3 separate regions of the Mus musculus genome follow, and regions 2 and 3 are each linked to region 1. Evidence: chromatin contacts called from ENCODE Hi-C or POLR2A ChIA-PET data. All regions are on one chromosome and are shown on one strand. Each heading gives the region's core, a stretch centred on a gene start or an enhancer-like site at or near the end of the contact. The rest is flanking DNA. Distances are from core to core; before and after follow the strand shown. Region 1 holds the start of Nup210 (nucleoporin 210). Region 2 holds the start of Hdac11 (histone deacetylase 11). Region 3 overlaps Nup210 (nucleoporin 210).

The links. A loop is a pair of places that touch in the nucleus more often than their neighbours do. ChIA-PET counts read pairs that join two places held with the same protein, here RNA polymerase II (POLR2A).
Region 2: POLR2A ChIA-PET joins it to region 1 with 14 read pairs in embryonic stem cell. The contact joins the promoter of Hdac11 here to the promoter of Nup210 in region 1. A Hi-C loop is called at or near these places in 1 of 37 maps with a recorded cell type or tissue (gastrocnemius). POLR2A ChIA-PET finds 5 or more read pairs at or near these places in 3 of 5 experiments (Patski and embryonic stem cell).
Region 3: a map of left cerebral cortex shows a loop between it and region 1 (6-fold over the local background). The contact joins the enhancer-like site here to the promoter of Nup210 in region 1. A Hi-C loop is called at or near these places in 5 of 37 maps with a recorded cell type or tissue (gastrocnemius, heart, left cerebral cortex and 1 more). POLR2A ChIA-PET finds 5 or more read pairs at or near these places in 3 of 5 experiments (Patski and embryonic stem cell).

Annotation. Positions count from the first base shown.
Region 1 is chr6:91,115,414-91,118,153 of GRCm38, reverse strand. Nup210 (nucleoporin 210) reads left to right here and starts at 1,328. Exons shown (of 40, transcript NM_018815.2): 1 at 1,328-1,536. The coding sequence starts at 1,370. It overlaps Gm30364 (a long non-coding RNA gene), which reads right to left and starts at 933. Exons shown (of 4, transcript XR_003956467.1): 1 at 1-933.
Region 2 is chr6:91,155,339-91,158,183 of GRCm38, reverse strand. Hdac11 (histone deacetylase 11) reads right to left here and starts at 1,369. Exons shown (of 10, transcript NM_144919.2): 1 at 1,337-1,369; 2 at 639-787. The coding sequence starts at 1,338.
Region 3 is chr6:91,075,000-91,077,858 of GRCm38, reverse strand. Nup210 (nucleoporin 210) reads left to right here. Exons shown (of 40, transcript NM_018815.2): 7 at 1,143-1,301; 8 at 1,884-1,952. Among named protein-coding and RNA genes, the nearest start is that of Nup210, 40 kb to the left of the region's middle. Within about 2 kb of position 1,403, at least 1 of the 3 ENCODE cell types and tissues checked has a DNase peak (open chromatin) inside an H3K27ac peak, as active enhancers do; it is heart, where a contact is called at or near this core.

The DNA.
Region 1 (2,740 bases), core at 79-2,578:
GCCGGGTGTGTGATCTCCAGCGCTGGAAACTAAAAACAATGAAGCATCACCAAGAACGCGCAGGAAGAGTTTGCACAGACACCCTGGAGGAGCGTTGCTTTTCTTTTATTTCCTGGAAGAGGATGGTGGAACTTTCCCTCCTCCTGTAGCACGTGGTACCCAGCCTGGAAGACTTGTCCTCTTCTGGGTAGCTCCTCTCACCCCCATTCCTGGTCCAGGGTCCTTAGGGCCTGAGGGTGCCCTCCAAATGTCCCTCCTTGTATCCAAATGTCCCAAGGCAAAAGCGAGTTAGGAAGGAAAGGGTTTATTCGGCTTCCTTATCCCAGCCACACTGGATCATTGAGGGAAGCCAGGCACTCAACCAGGGCAGGACCTGAAGCCAGCGCCACGGAGGAAGACAACTTACTGGCTTGTTCCGTATGGTTTGCTCAGCTTGCTCTCTTAACACTTCAGAACCTCCTTTACAGAGGTGGCACAGCCCACAGTGATCTGGGCCCTCCCTCATCAATCATCAGTTAAGAAAATGCTCCATAAACAGGTCTACAGGCCAATCTGATGGGGGTATTTTCCCAATTAAGGCTGCTCTCCCCAGAAGACACTAGTTGGTGTCAAACTGACAAACAAAAACTACATAGACTAGGAATGGTGGCCTCTCAGAAACCCAGCGAGACCTTAGTATCCATTCCAGAGAGTTTCTCCTCCAGGAGGCTTCCCCAGCCGGCCTGAAATTCAGCTTCAAGTCTTTGTTTATGCATGACATCAGCCTGTCACTTTTCTTCCAGATCCCGCTGGTCGATCCAGGTCCTAGTGCAGCTGAAGTCAGGTTGCACCGTCTACTTTCAGGGACGTGTTGTTCCCTCACTAACCTTTCGGATATTTCCCTTGGAGCATCCATGGGGCTGTTTAACAGGAAGTTCCCAGTGTTGTCCTGCTGATGGATTGATCCCGGAATATCTCAAGACCTTCTTGGCCCCTGGGGAAGTGTGGCTTTGGAAAGGGGGCGGGGGGGGGGGTGTTAATCAGTGAGCGCTCCACACTGTCCTAGGGCGCCTGTCTTAGTGCTATGTCCTGGCTCCACCGCCAGAGGCTCCAGACAAGGCGGAATGAACAAGAGCGAGCCTGCTGGAAGGCTGCCACCAGAGACGGGCGCGCGGCAGAGGCCTTAGGCCACGCGCTACGGGCTCCGGGGCTGAAAAAGCTCGCAGGATTCGGCGCGCTCTAGGGGCTCAGCACCAGGCGCGTGCTCTCCGCTTTCCCGCCGGTCCCGCCCATCACTGCGCTCGCCCCGCCCCACGCGGCCACCTGCTACCCAGCGCGCGCCGGTGGAGGGCGCGGGAGCGCGCGCCCGGGCGCTAGCGAGGCCGGGAGGATGGCGCGGGCCTCACTAGTGCAGCCGGCGCTCTGGGCGCTGCTGTTGCTGCAGGTAGTGGGTCCCGCCGCGGCCGCCAAGCTTAACATTCCCAAGGTGCTGCTGCCCTTCACGCGGGCCACGCGCGTGAACTTCACTCTGGAAGCTTCTGAGGGCTGCTACCGCTGGTGAGGCGCGCGGGCCCGGCGGGAGGCGGCAGGTGCGCGCGGGAGGGGGCTTGGGCCGCAGGTGCGTGGCGTGCTCGCTCCAGCCGGCCCCGCGTGACCCCGCGGCGCGCGCGCTCTCTCTCTGCGCATGGCGCCTGGGCCACTCGCGTCTGGGCTGCGCGGGAAGAGGAGGCTGTGATCGCGGGCCATGGAGGGCAGCGCCGCACGTGGCCTCGGTCCCCAGCTGTCAGGGCCCTGAGGAGCTCCAGCTTGAGCAGCCACGCTCTGGAGTCTGTGGGAGACGGGGGAGGTGGGACTCACCCCTGGCGCCTGACTGGTGTGAGAAGAGTGTCTGTAGAGACCTGGGCAAGGAGTCTGTGGGAGACACACCACACCCGTTAAGCCACTTAGGGAGAGTCATTAAATCTTGGATGAAAGGACCATTTTCCAGCTCAGAAGTGGGAGGCAAAGGAATTAGATGCTGGTGGAGTAGGGTCTGCCTTGATGACCTGGCTTCCAGCAGGGTGTTGCGGTCCAGCCTTTGGCTAGGCAGATGAAGGGAGAACTTCTCGTTGCTGGGTGCAGGCTGAGTAGGGTGTGATCAGGTCACACCCTTGACCCACACCCTCACTAGTGCGACATAGTCCCTTCCTTCTCTCAGGCTACATTTTGCTGCCAGCCTCCTTAAGAATGTGTTTAGGTCATTGGTTCTCAACCTGTGGGTTAAAACCCAGTTTGGGGCCTCCTGTCAGATATTCACATTATGATTCCAACAGTAGCAACATTACAGTTATGAAGTAACAACAAAATAATTTTATGGTTTTAGTACAGTTCAACAACAGAGGAATTGTAGTAAAGGCTTACAGCATTAGGAAGGTTGAGAACCACTGATCTAGGCTAAGGCTTAACTAGCTAGGTGTGTGTGTGTTAATGTTCTATATGATGCCCAGAGCTCAGAGCCACATTCTGCTATATGTAGTTCTCAAATTTAATTTGTTTTAAAAGTCTGCCTCATAGGGGGTGGCACTGTACCTCTATAATTACTTCACTAGGGAGGCTGAGGCAGTAGTGCCGCTTTGAGGTCAGTCTGGAGTGTCTTTAGGTTGGCCTCTGGAGTATGAAGAGGCAGAGTCTTTCCATTGCAGTTTGGAGTAAATGCTTTACCCAAGGGGAAGTGTTTATTCTTCTCTGGGGCTTTGTTTTGAGTGAGGAGGTCAGCTGTTAA
Region 2 (2,845 bases), core at 120-2,619, 40 kb before region 1:
TGAGGGGGATGAAGAACCCTTCTGTTGTGCCACTGAAAGAGGCAGGAGCCCAGATGGGGGCAGAGGGCACCAGCAGGAAACCATTTGTGCAGTCAACAGACGTGCAAGGCTAGCATCCCAGCCTTATACCAACACCACACATCACCTGTGTGCTTTCTAGTCCATGACTTCCTTTGGATGTTCAGGCAGGTCCCTACAGCGGAGGGGGAAGCTGTACCACCTGCCGTAGATAGGAGGTCCCCCGAGGAATGAAAACAAACCCAACAGAAACAGCTATGTTATTAATGTCTAATTTGATCCTATTTTTTGCACGATGCAGACCTGGGAGCTTGCTCTAGATTTTTAGGAAGGGAGATAGGGATCTAACTGGAGGGAATACAAGACAGGTCCCATCTTGCTTAGTAGCCTGCCTGGAAAGACCCTTTAACAGCAAGGCAGAAGGCAGTAGGCAGTCTGGGGGCTGAAATCAGGTAAGGATGGAATGAACACAGGGATGGAGGAGGCAGATGTAGGTCTGAGGGGGTGATGAGGATAGGGAGAAGGAAAAAATGGAGAAGGTCGATGCAGGTCTGAGGAGGTAGTATGGATAGGGAAATGGAGGAGACACGTGCTAGTCTGGGGGGGGGGGCGGCTCTTACCTTTCAGGAAGTTGATCACCTTGCCCCATTTCCCAGCATCAAAGGGGTGCAGCTTCTCCAGGCCCATGAAGGTGATGTTGTAACGTGGTGAGTACACGATGGGCCAGCGTTTCTCTGGTACATGCTGGTACAGCTGTGTTGCGTGAGGCCTTCAACGTGCAAAAGAGACACACATATGGACAACAGCCTCCTTGTGGAAAGCAGTGTTCCCCTCCCCACTCACACCAGGTCACTTAACAACCAACAGGAATGAAAACAGCTCCTTCCTGAACCCTGGCTGGCTTTGATTAAATCAGCTTCCAACACAGTCCTAACAGCGGCTCTGGGGACCAGGTGTGCCCAAGGTCACATGCCAGTGCCAGGTGTATTCAGGAGTACTGGTGCCAAGGCCCAAGGCCTGCACGGGGGAAGGCGGGGTGTATGGTGTAGGGGCTGGAATGTGGCTGTCTCACGAGTTAGCTCACACATCTGTGAAGCTGGGAACAAAATGCGCTGGGGCGGGGGGAGGGGAGGTGAGTAGACCGCGACTGCAGGAGGCTGTGCCCTCCTCGCAGCCCTGCAGCCCACCGCGGTGCCCTGCAAAGGGGAGAACCACCGTTCGTCCGCACGGTCACCCAGCCCGCCCCCAGCTGTCCCGCCGTGCCCATGGGAATCCCCAGAACCCATGCTTGGCCCCACGCGCGACCCCGCACACTCACATCCCGCAGCCGGCCCTGCCTGCTCTGGACGCCACTCCGCACCGGGAGGGGTGGGAGGGGTGCAAGAGGCAGGGCCTACGCAGAACACACGCCTCCATGGCGCTGGGAGCTGGAGGTGGAGCTCTGGCCTGCAGCTGCGTCACAGACGACCGGACCGGCGCCGGCCAAGGAGAAGCACCCAATGGAGTGCCGCCTGGAGGGCGTGGTCATGCGCAGCTCCGCCCGCATTCCCAGGGTAGAAATAATCAGACACTTGGTTAGGTGATGTGACCACGGGCTTCTCTGCACTATGTGGTGGTCTGTTCTGGGCATACCAGCCCAGCTATATGTTCTTTCCTGCGGTGCATCCCTGCATTCCTGTACCATCTGTGGCTATTTCACCATGGTATAAACAGTCCCCCACTTATAAAATGCCTTGAACCTGTTTCCCTATTGTAGAACAGGTCTGGTGATCCTATTTTTAGGGTCCAGTCGTGAATATCTGAACGTATCTCCTGTCTCCATTCCCCCTACACCCTGACCCTGGAAGCTGACCGACAGCTGGGGCCCCAACAATGGAGGCCAGAAGAAGAGACAATAGGCCCCTGTTGACCCAGCTGTCTTCATCAACCAAACAGAAGCAGCTGACCAGAGAAGCAGCCAGGAACTAATATGGCAGCTGGGAGCCCAGGGGCCACAGGGTCATGTGAAGGGAATGGGCAACGTTTTTTTTTTTTTTGTTGTTGTTGTTTTGTTTTGTTAGGGCATGAGGTAGCATGTCACAGTGAAGATCAAAAGTCAGCTCTGGTCAGACAAGTTTTTCCCTCCACCTTTGTGTAGGTTCTAAGGATTGAACTCGAACTCTCTGGCATGAACACCAACAATATGTATCTGCCAGCCAAGTCTGATCGTTGTCTGACAGTTTGGAAGAATGCCTCTGATGTGCCTACTGCTAGGTAATTTTCAGAAAACAGGACATAAATTCTGAAAGATGCTGAGAAAAACTGCCCCTAGGAGTGTGAGCTCAGTCAGGAGTTACTGCCCCAGCCATGGGTAGTGGGGCTGACCCAGAGGAGACACTGCCTTCAGTTCAGAGGACAAAAGGCAATTTCTTGTTCTTAGTGGTTTGGGAGCGTTCCCATATCATGTGGCCTAGCCTATGTGTTAGGAGTTACAGACTTTGAACCATCGTAGATAAGACAGTGGCATTATGATTTAAAGTTGCTATAGACTTGGGCAGTTAGAAGAAATAGCATTTGCTTATTACAAACCGGGAGGGGAGTCTTCCTGATTCCTTTGGTATAATGAAGTTTGAGCCTATATTCAGCCCAGCCTGGGCTATCTGCCAGCACCCTGGTCTTGGAAGGTTGAATCTGTTTGCTGGGCTTTCAGCGCTAGGAGATGATGTTGACTGTGTACCTTCTGGGGAAGCTGAGAGACTCCAAAGATAACATCAGCTCTTACTGAGTGCCTGTCATTAAGACAGAGCTAAGCCAGTCCCCAGAGCCTCATTCACAATGAACTCTAAAC
Region 3 (2,859 bases), core at 154-2,653, 40 kb after region 1:
GTTTTTAAAATTCTGTATCTCTTTGTGAATATGTGCATGGGGGTGCAGGCGCCTGCAGTGGCTTAGGCATCAGTTCCTCTGAGCTGGAGTTGTGAGTTGCCTAAATGTGTGCTGAATATTGAACTCAGGTCCTCTGCACTCTTATTCCCTAAGCCACCTCTCCAGCCCCCAATCATCAGTCTTCCCGTGCTCTCTGTCGCGGTACGTGAGCATGGGGGTATGTGAGCATGGGGGTATGCCTGCCACTGGTCTGAGAGCAGCCTCAGGCCAGCTGACATGGAAGCCTCTGGGGATTCTCCTGTCTTCCATCATGCCATAGGAATGCTGGGATTGCAAACACATGCTACTGCTTTGTGTTGGTGCTGGGTTTTGAACACCCTTTGGACACCTTTGAACATCCTCATCCTTACCCAGCAAGTGCTTTACACACTGACCCATCCGTGACATGTTTTCTAGCATATGAAGTTTAGGTTCTTAAAGCAGTGGAAGTCATAGCAGACCATGAGCTAGCTTCTCACCTGACTTGCTCAGCCCTCTCTAAAGTGGGGATGCCAGTAGTCCTTGTTCCTAGGGTTGTTGAGAGATGAGATGAGGGAAATTGGTCATGAGATGCCTAAGCAAGACCAGAGCTCTTTCACCGCAGAGTCTGGTGTCGCTTTTCCTTTCTGGGAAATTGAACTCCTATCCAGCAGGTGTCTTCAAACAAAAGTACTGTGTTCTCTGCCCAGAGAGTGAAGATGGTGGGTTTCCCAGAACCTGTGATTTCCTGGGAATTGTTCTGTGACCTGGGCTCTTGTTGGGAAAGTCATTTTTACACAAATTTAGACCGAGGGGGGAGCACAGAGAGTGGTCAGGATTAGAATCATTCTTTGCGATGGTAAGCTGAGCATCCAAAAACCCATAGAAGACCATCAGGTCCAACTTTTTTGGTAATACAGTGAGAACCCCACTGGGCCCAGATGTAGAGAAGAGCTTGCTCACTTCGGGGGGGAGGGGGATGGTCAGGTGTTCACCACTGCTAGCATTCTTCAAGCTGCTGTCTTGACAGCAGGTCCCAAGAGTCAGGGCTGGAGACGGCCGTCTTGGTGTGCAGCATTTCACACTTTCATCTTACCTGCTTTTCTCATCTCTTTCTCATACAGAACTCTCAATGCCTTCTGATCAATATGAGCTGCAGCTCCAGAACAGCATCCCAGATCCTCAGGGAGACCCCGCCCGTCCTGTGGCCATCCTGACACAGGACACATCAAGAGTCACTGCCATGCAGATGGGACAGAGCAACCTGGTCCTGGGCCACAGGAATATCCTCCGCTCTGGCACCGTGTCGTGCTGACTGCTTTGAAGCCAAGTTGTTTTTCTCCCTTAAAGCCAGCCAGGACTAAAAATAGCACTGTTTCCCCATCTGTCTGAAAATCAGAAAGAGCCTAAATAGCAACCCGCTGAGTGGAATTGCTCACCTCTGTAGATGACTCACAGAGACTCCCAGAGCCAGGAGTCTGGCGGAGGCATACGTCACTCCAGGCCTCTGGAAGCTTCCCAGGAACCACAGTCCCTCCCCTCAGAGGGGGCCTGGCAGAAGCTGTGTGAGTACTGTGCGAACACTGGCACATAGGTTGTTGAAAACCCAAGATGGATTGTATGCCCTGGGGTCCCTGGTGTCCCTTGCAGAGACTCGGCTTTGTAGGGCAGATGGTACAGTAAGGGTCTTGACTCACCAACATCTTCGCTCTAAGATGTAGATCTTCGGCCTAATCTAGGGGTTCCTCACCCACTTCTTAGTTCATATGGTATCTGTGTGATGCTCAAACCGTGTGCATCAGGCAGAAAGCCCTGGCTGCTTTACCCTTTGTATCTTATGTTTTATACCTTAATTAAGAATTCAGGTATCCGTATGCAAGGAGCTTCTAGGCTCCCCAACAGCACCATCTATGTGGTTGAAGCCGGATACCTAGGTAAGTCTGGCCCCCTGGGGTTTCCTACACATTGATTGCCTGTGATTCCATCATTTGAGAGATCAAAGAGTAAAAGCAAGACCTGAGATTCAGCTCAGCAGTATATGTCTTAGCTCATATGAGAATAGTCAATCCCTTGGACCTGTCAGCAAAAGCAAACCCACCTAACTGCAGAGGTACAGTAGCTCTCACACTGACCACATCCTCCGCCATGCTCACGGCCATCAGTCCTCAGCCCTGGCAGCATGCAGACCTGAGTGCTGCTCTGCACCTGTCAAGGTTGGGGACCCTGTGCCTAGCTGGTCATCTTTAGGTTGATGTGAGAGTTGGCAGTACCTTGGCAGGGAAGAAGGAGGCATCAGAGAGAGGAGGGAACCACCTGTAGCAGTAAATGACCCTGAAGCCCAGGTGGATCTGGGAGCTGCAATGATAGCCAGCGCGGAGACCTTTGGGGCATGTGTGTCATGGGAGTCACCATGGTAGTGTTTTCTTTAGTCTGAGGCAGCTCACCTAAGGAGCTCACAGCCAGAGTTCAGTCTGGAGAGCAGTGGCCAGATGGGCAGCAGTACCCTTAATTAAGATCCTCTTGTCAGGGAGCTTGTGAACCTCTGGTGGTGCAGCACCCAGCTAACAGGCACCAACCCCCGTATGCCTCAAGGACCCTTTGTGTCTCGGCAGCATCCTTTGCCTGATTGGCCTGGGGTGAGACTTAGCTCCACAGTAGAGGTTGGTACAAACAGGTGGCAACAGTGTGGTAGGAGCAAACACCAGGGCAGAGGAAAGACTTCGGGAGGTTCATGGGAGGCAGGTGCTGTGTCAGACTGATTTTCTGTGGTGGGAAGGGCACCTGGCAGAGTTAACAGCTTAGTTGGAGCTATGGAGATGAGAAAGCAAACAACCTTGTGGG